Linked DNA regions of Homo sapiens: region 2 is linked to region 1. A link is a contact called in ENCODE Hi-C or POLR2A ChIA-PET data. All regions are on one chromosome and are shown on one strand. Each heading gives the region's core, a stretch centred on a gene start or an enhancer-like site at or near the end of the contact. The rest is flanking DNA. Distances are from core to core; before and after follow the strand shown.

The links. Hi-C counts contacts between places; a loop is a spot of excess contacts on that map. ChIA-PET counts read pairs that join two places held with the same protein, here RNA polymerase II (POLR2A). Pooled maps may share reads with other maps.
Region 2: a pooled map shows a loop between it and region 1 (4-fold over the local background). The contact joins two enhancer-like sites. A Hi-C loop is called at or near these places in 1 of 37 single-sample maps with no recorded cell type and 7 of 50 pooled maps. POLR2A ChIA-PET finds 5 or more read pairs at or near these places in 1 of 52 experiments (activated CD4-positive, alpha-beta T cell).

The regions. Positions count from the first base shown.
Region 1 is chr3:187,775,936-187,779,191 of GRCh38, forward strand. No RefSeq gene overlaps it. Among named protein-coding and RNA genes, the nearest start is that of BCL6, 32 kb to the left of the region's middle. Within about 2 kb of position 1,881, at least 7 of the 41 ENCODE cell types and tissues checked have a DNase peak (open chromatin) inside an H3K27ac peak, as active enhancers do.
Region 2 is chr3:188,389,366-188,392,651 of GRCh38, forward strand. The region is part of intron 3 of LPP (LIM domain containing preferred translocation partner in lipoma); the gene reads left to right. Among named protein-coding and RNA genes, the nearest start is that of LPP-AS1, 180 kb to the right of the region's middle. Within about 2 kb of position 1,631, at least 18 of the 41 ENCODE cell types and tissues checked have a DNase peak (open chromatin) inside an H3K27ac peak, as active enhancers do.

The DNA.
Region 1 (3,256 bases), core at 631-3,130:
AAACAATGCAAACACTGTCTGATTGTATCTGCATGCAAATAAATCAAAATGATCCCCCGATAAGATGCTAGTTATTAAGCATCTACTGTGATCTAGCCACTTTACGTACATTATAGCACTCATCTTCCCAATGACTCTGTAAGATTGGTGTTATTATGCTTGTTTTTCAGGTGAGTAAACTGAGGCTCAGAAGACCGATAGCCAATGTAGCAGAGATAAGATTTAGAGGCCAGTCTTCTGGCCTCAAAATCTGTGCTGTTTTTCACCATGTCTACCATCTTCTCCAGATTTCTCAAACCCATTCTGTGTCCCATCCACCAACAAAGCCCACACATTTTATATGGCTGGTGCTGGTATGGAAAAAACTTGAGACTTTTTAAAAATTCCATGGCTATTAGTTTAATTATCTCATCAGTCAGTTAAGGAAGTATCTCCTTTATTTATTGGTGTGTTTCTCATATTTAATGCATGTTATTAATGTATTAAATTAATAATAGTAATGCAAATTAAAACTGTAGCATCTGGTGTTAAGCGGCAATGCTTGATATACAAACTTAAATAAATAAATAACATTCTGAAATATTTATTTACCAGTCATAATTTTAAAAATTGTTTATACTAAAACATGTTTATAGTAAAGACTATCTGCAAAATTGAAAATCAGAACTTGTGGGATTTTTTTGCAGTAATGCTAAGTCCAGCATTTGGTTATAAATTCTTTGCATACATTTTTTTCTTTAATGTATGCATTTTTAAAATATATATTTTGATGTTTTAAATAGAAAACATGGATTAAATAAATATTTGCCTTAATAAAGAAAGAGCTACTTTCCAGGTTAGAGTAATATTTATATACGAACAATAGATCATGGGTTCTAATAGTTCCAATGGTCCGAAAGTAAAAGAAAATGAAACATAAGATTTTAGCAGAATCCTTCCATTGCTGCTGTTAAAGTCTTGGGTGAAAGTCCATAAACATAAAACATAATGGTCTATGGGGAGTTCTACTGCAGAGGACAATTATGTGGCAGTTTAGAGAAGCCAGTCCTTGGGCTGATGAAAGAAGATCATCTTGTGAATAAAGTTGTTATGAGATGTAAGATGTATGATTTATACTCTTGTTTCATACCCAAGTGATATGTAAGCATCTTCTCTTCCTTCTAAAACTCACTGAGAATTCTTCAGTTCAAATATACAAACAATTAGAGTCAGCAATAGAAGCACAATAAAAATAGCTAACCTCCAGTGAATGCTTAGTACAAGCCAGGCACTGTTCTATACACTTACAGCTATTAACTCTCAGTCTTCATAATAAGTCGGTGCATAAGGAACTGTTATTATATCTACTTTTACAAATGCCCAAGTTTGTACAGCTGCTACATGAGGGAGTCTTTGTTCAGAGCGAGGCAGCGGCTCCAGGGCCTGGGGTCTTTTTAACACAGTGCTTCACTGCCTCTATCAAGTCCTGGTCAGTGGACAGGTCTTCCACTCCAGAGACAGTAGCCCAAGTAGCAAGAGTGAAGTCTGCTATGTGGTAAGTGTTTGAGGAGGATCTTTGTGGTTTCTGCCACCTCAATGCCACCATCTTCCTTACCAGAGAGAACTTCCTATTTTGATGGGTGAGTCATCTAGTTATTCTTCGTGATCTTCAGTTCAATTTCCTCTTTAAGGAGAAGCTTATTCATGCTCAGAATTAGACTTGTCTTACCGGTTACCTCTGAATATTCTGTTGATCATTCTCTGAGGTTGAATAATCTTTTCTCTGCCAACATCTACCCTTCCCTAAACTTGAAAAATACCAGTCAATGCTCATCTTCCTAAAATGTAAGCCCCCAAAAAACAGGACTCACGTCTGTTGAAAAATGACTCACCTCTGCGGCCTTCTTGTCTCAGCAGTCCCCTAGACATCTGCCCTAGTATAGATCCTTTCAGTCATTGAACTCAGCAAACATTCATTGTGCAGTCACTATGGAAAGAGGATGTGAGGTCCTGCACATGGAGTGAGAACATTCATACTAGAAGATTCACACTTTCTTCATTCATGTATTTATTCATTCACTCAATTAAGAAGCATTTATTAAGCACTTCCTGTGCCAAACACCTACAATAAATGGAGGCATGGATGTTAAGAATTAAGGATTTACACTGGAAATCCCTGGTTTCCAATTTGACTTCACCTAATACCTGTGAACTCTGGCAACTTTCTTAACCTCTCTGGGCCCCTGTTACTTCATTTCCAAAATGAAAACTACCAGTATCAACAGCCTTATTTAGCTGTGATGGTTAAAAGAGATCACACATGTTAAGTGTTTGATAAATGTCATCCATTAGGTAACGGGCATAATCCTTGTTCTCAAGGAAACAACAAACTCAGGAGAAGACAAATTATTAGAATGTGAAGTACAAATAAAAATGATAAGGGGCTGGGCACAGTAACTCACACCTGTAATCTCAACTTTGGGAGACTGAGGTGGGAGGATTGCTTGAGACCAAGAGTTCAAAACCAGCCTGAGAAACACAGTGAGACCCTATCTCTAAAATATATATATATATACACATATATATATATACATACATATATATATATATATATATATATATATTAGCCAGGTGTGATGGCACATGTCTATAGTCTCACCTGCTCAGGAGTCTGAGATGGGAGGATCACTTGAGACCAGGAGTTTGAGGCTGCAGTGAACCGTGATCATGCCACTGCACTCCAGCCTGGGTGACAGGGTGAGACCCTGTTTCTGAAATAGATAAATAAATGAATAAATAAATAAATAATTTTTTAGAATGATAAGTGGCGCTCAGATTAAGGTTGAGATGACTTACAACAGAGAAAATCAACGAAGACTTCCTTTTAGAAGGAGGCTGCATTTGAGCAGGTCTGCACACACAGACATGCAGAGGACAGGCATTCCAGGAGGTGGAGATGCCCCAACAAACAAGTGGAGGTATTAAAGAGTAAGTTCATGTTCTGAACTCCTGAGTCACTGGGTGATTAATTTGACAAAAGTATAGGAGACATAAAGGGGATAGGCTGTGCCAATCCTAGAGAAAAGAGTTGGAAATATCTTGGTGAGCACCATGAAAACTAGTTGAGCAATTTGGGTTCCATACAAAATGGGCCAGGCATGTAGCTGTACATTTATGTGCATTATTCACTAGTTTCTTTTTTGTTTTCAACTGTGGATGGGTGTGACATCTGTATTCTCACCTTTAGATTTTAAGTAATCTATTCCTTCATGTTTGG
Region 2 (3,286 bases), core at 381-2,880, 610 kb after region 1:
TTTGGCTCAGTTCTACTTGTCTGCTAACCTGACCGCTTGACAGTGGATTGAGGATGGAGGGCACTGAGCAGTTTTGGCTGTGCTTGACCTCCTGCTTAGTTTCCCTCCATGGTCTCTTAGAAATCTGAGACTGGGCGTGGTGGCTCACGTCTGTAATCCCAGCACTTTGGGAGGCCAAGGTGGGTGGATCACCTGAGGTCAGGAGTTCGAGACCAGCCTGGCCAATGTGGCGAAACGCCATCTGTACTAAAAATACTAAAGTTAGCCAGGTGTGGTGGCAGGAGCCTATAATCCTGGCTACTCAGGAGGCTGAGGCAGGAGAATCACTTGAACCCGGGAGGCAGAGGTTGCAGTGAGCCAAGATTGTGCCACTGTACTCTAGTCTGGGCAACAGAGTGGGACTCCGTCTCAAAAAAAAAAAAAAAAAAATGGGACTCCGTCTCAAAAAAAAAAAGAAAAGAAAAAAAGAAAGAAATCTGGGTGAGTTGTTGCCTGAATCTTGTCTGAACCTGCCTATCCCCTCTGGGTCCTGAAATCTAACTGTGGGTGAGATCTGCCTTTGCATTTCTGTTCATCCAGGTGAGCAAACCTGGAGTTTGGCCTCACTCTGTCCAATTGTGTTCCTTCCAAGAGATAAAACTGAGAAAGTGGTAAAGTCACTTGCATAAGCCACTTTCAGATCCATAGAGGACCCACAGCATGAGATTCTGACTGTTATTATTACAGAGGTAGAAGCGTCATTTTCTTGGAGCTGTGTCTCCGTGTCTTTGGTGTGCCACAGTCACAGGCCTGCTCCTGCCCCTCCCTGCAATCTTTCCATTGTTGTGTGTGGTACAGGAACTGAGACAATTATGACAGAGCCGAGCTGGTTTCTCTTCTCTTTTGGACATCATTGTTTGTCACAATTCTGATCACCATTTCTTCCTCTAGATCACAAAATTGTAAAATCACTGCTATATTTACATTTTCTTTTGCTGCCTGGGCTTTAAAAAGTACTATTTATAGCTTTCCTTTGAAATTCCTTTATTAATAGTCTTCCTTCACATGTATATCACTCTGCTATTTACAAAATGCTCTTACGTTTAGTATTTCACTTGATCAGCATAAACACCCATGGGATAAGCTAGGCAGGATTGTTGTCTCCATTTTACAGGTGAGGAAATTAAGGCTCAGTGAGGCCTGGAAGGCCCTGGCCTGCAGCCACTGCTGGACCGGGTGCCAGAACTGGGTTTAGACGTCTTACTAGATCTCTCTTGCTGTTTTTCTTTCCGTCTACAAAAACTCCTTCTCATTTATGAGTTTCAAAGATTTTCTTGTCTGACACATAAGGAAATTAGTGGCTTTTCTTGAGAGATCTAAGCATTACTGCATTTGCCTAATATTTCTTTTACTATACCTATTGGTCTGAGTACTTTAAGAGAAACCAGTGTCTGTAAATAATCTTCCTTCTTGTCAGACATGGAGGCAGAAATTTTCCAAGAAGAGAGAGACCCTGAAGACACTGTTTGTTCTCTGCTGTTCTTAACAAGTACTGCAACCACAATTTTGGATTTTTCTCCTCGAGGCTTTCTAGTTGTAGGCTGCCACAGAATACTTCGGGGTCACAGATTCCTATTCCCTTTTAAACTGTATCGGGCATGTGTGTTATGTGACCTTTGTGTTCTGACCTTCAGATTTAGGGAACTGAAGATTTAGGAAGTCTTGTTAGGACTTAAATCCAAGTAAATTCCCTCATGAGTACAAAGACTCATCTGTGGAGGTGTGGAATGTTGGAGAGAAAGGGACTTTCATTCATCTAGCCCCCTGGGTTAGAAAACAGGGCTGGTGAGTGATAGAGCTGAGGCTAGCGTGCGGAGATCAGACTAGATTCGGCTTTCTGCTGGCTTCCTCCATATCACTCAGTACTTCTGGAGTTGTAGCATGCCTCTTCCCCCTGGACTGGGAGCTTTGAGAGGGACGGCACTGGGTGTGCTCTGTGCACGGCTCTTCTAGAGGTGATCCAAGTGCTTTGCATAGGCACTCAGGATTTATTTGCTTGATGAATTTGAACCTGTCTGTTGTTGATAAAATATCATTATTGCCCATAAGGATCTTGAGGGAGTTTGTAAGGATCTTGAGGGAGTTTCAGTCAGGATTCACTATAGGAAACAAACCACTTTAGATATTTTAAGTGGAAGGTACTTAATACAGGGTGTTTCACAGAAGTAATTAGATGGACTGCATGGAGCAGAATCGAGGCTGTCTCCAGAAATGAATCACAAAACTGCACAAAATTATTCCATTTTCTACAATCAAGCAAGACAAAAATGGTGAAGCCACCATGGGAATTACTGAGTTCAGTGATACATCACAAAACTTGTGAAACAGAGATCAAAAGCCATAGTCAGAATGATGGTAGCTGGACACTGAGACATGAGTCCAGCTACTTACTCTTTTTGTCACGGCTGCTTTTTGACAGCCACCAAGCTGAAGACTCAATATGAGAACACAGATGCTGAAAAACCCCATGTCTGTGTCACCATTCTTCTAACAGAAAACAGGGCAAACAGCAGAAACATGTCTTCCATCTTACTTTTGCCTTTCAAATATCAAGCCAATTACATATATTTTGGCAGAATTTCTTTTGCAATCAAACCTTACCTGCAAGACAGCCTGTGCAATATGGGAAGTTTGAGTGTCGATCTACCATATCCACCACATTAAGGGTGATGGTTTTCATATTTCGGGCATGTCTTCCATAAGGCTTTGTGTGTAGTAGATATTAAGTTGGAACCAGAGTAACAATTACGTTCTATTACATCTCTACTTGTCAGTGTAGTTAATTATATAACAGAATGGACTGCAACAGTTTTACTTTAGGGAATCCCTAAGGGGGAATTCCTATTTATCAGAAAAATGCTGTAAGGAGGGAAGACCCTGAGGTGGGAGAGTATTCTAAACTGTTTTGGTTTCAAACATCTTGGAAAGTACTACATGGAGACATGCGATATTATAACATATCAGTGCTTACCATGTCTGGGGGGAGTTCTGTCTTAAAAAAGCTTGCCTACCTTCTATGCTGTTGCTCCCTCGCTGCACTGTTTTGACCCCACTTTCCTCCTCACCAGCCAAATACAAGTTTTGCAATGAGAATTAATGTAAAATGGTTTCTTTATAACAAACTAAATAGGCTTATTCTTAAAAGGAAACATAGAGGTTGTTAAACCGTTGTTTTCCCTACATTTCATGCAATCACAGTACAACTCACAGGTCAGTTATTCTTGAATTTTAACCAAAAATTTCTAAA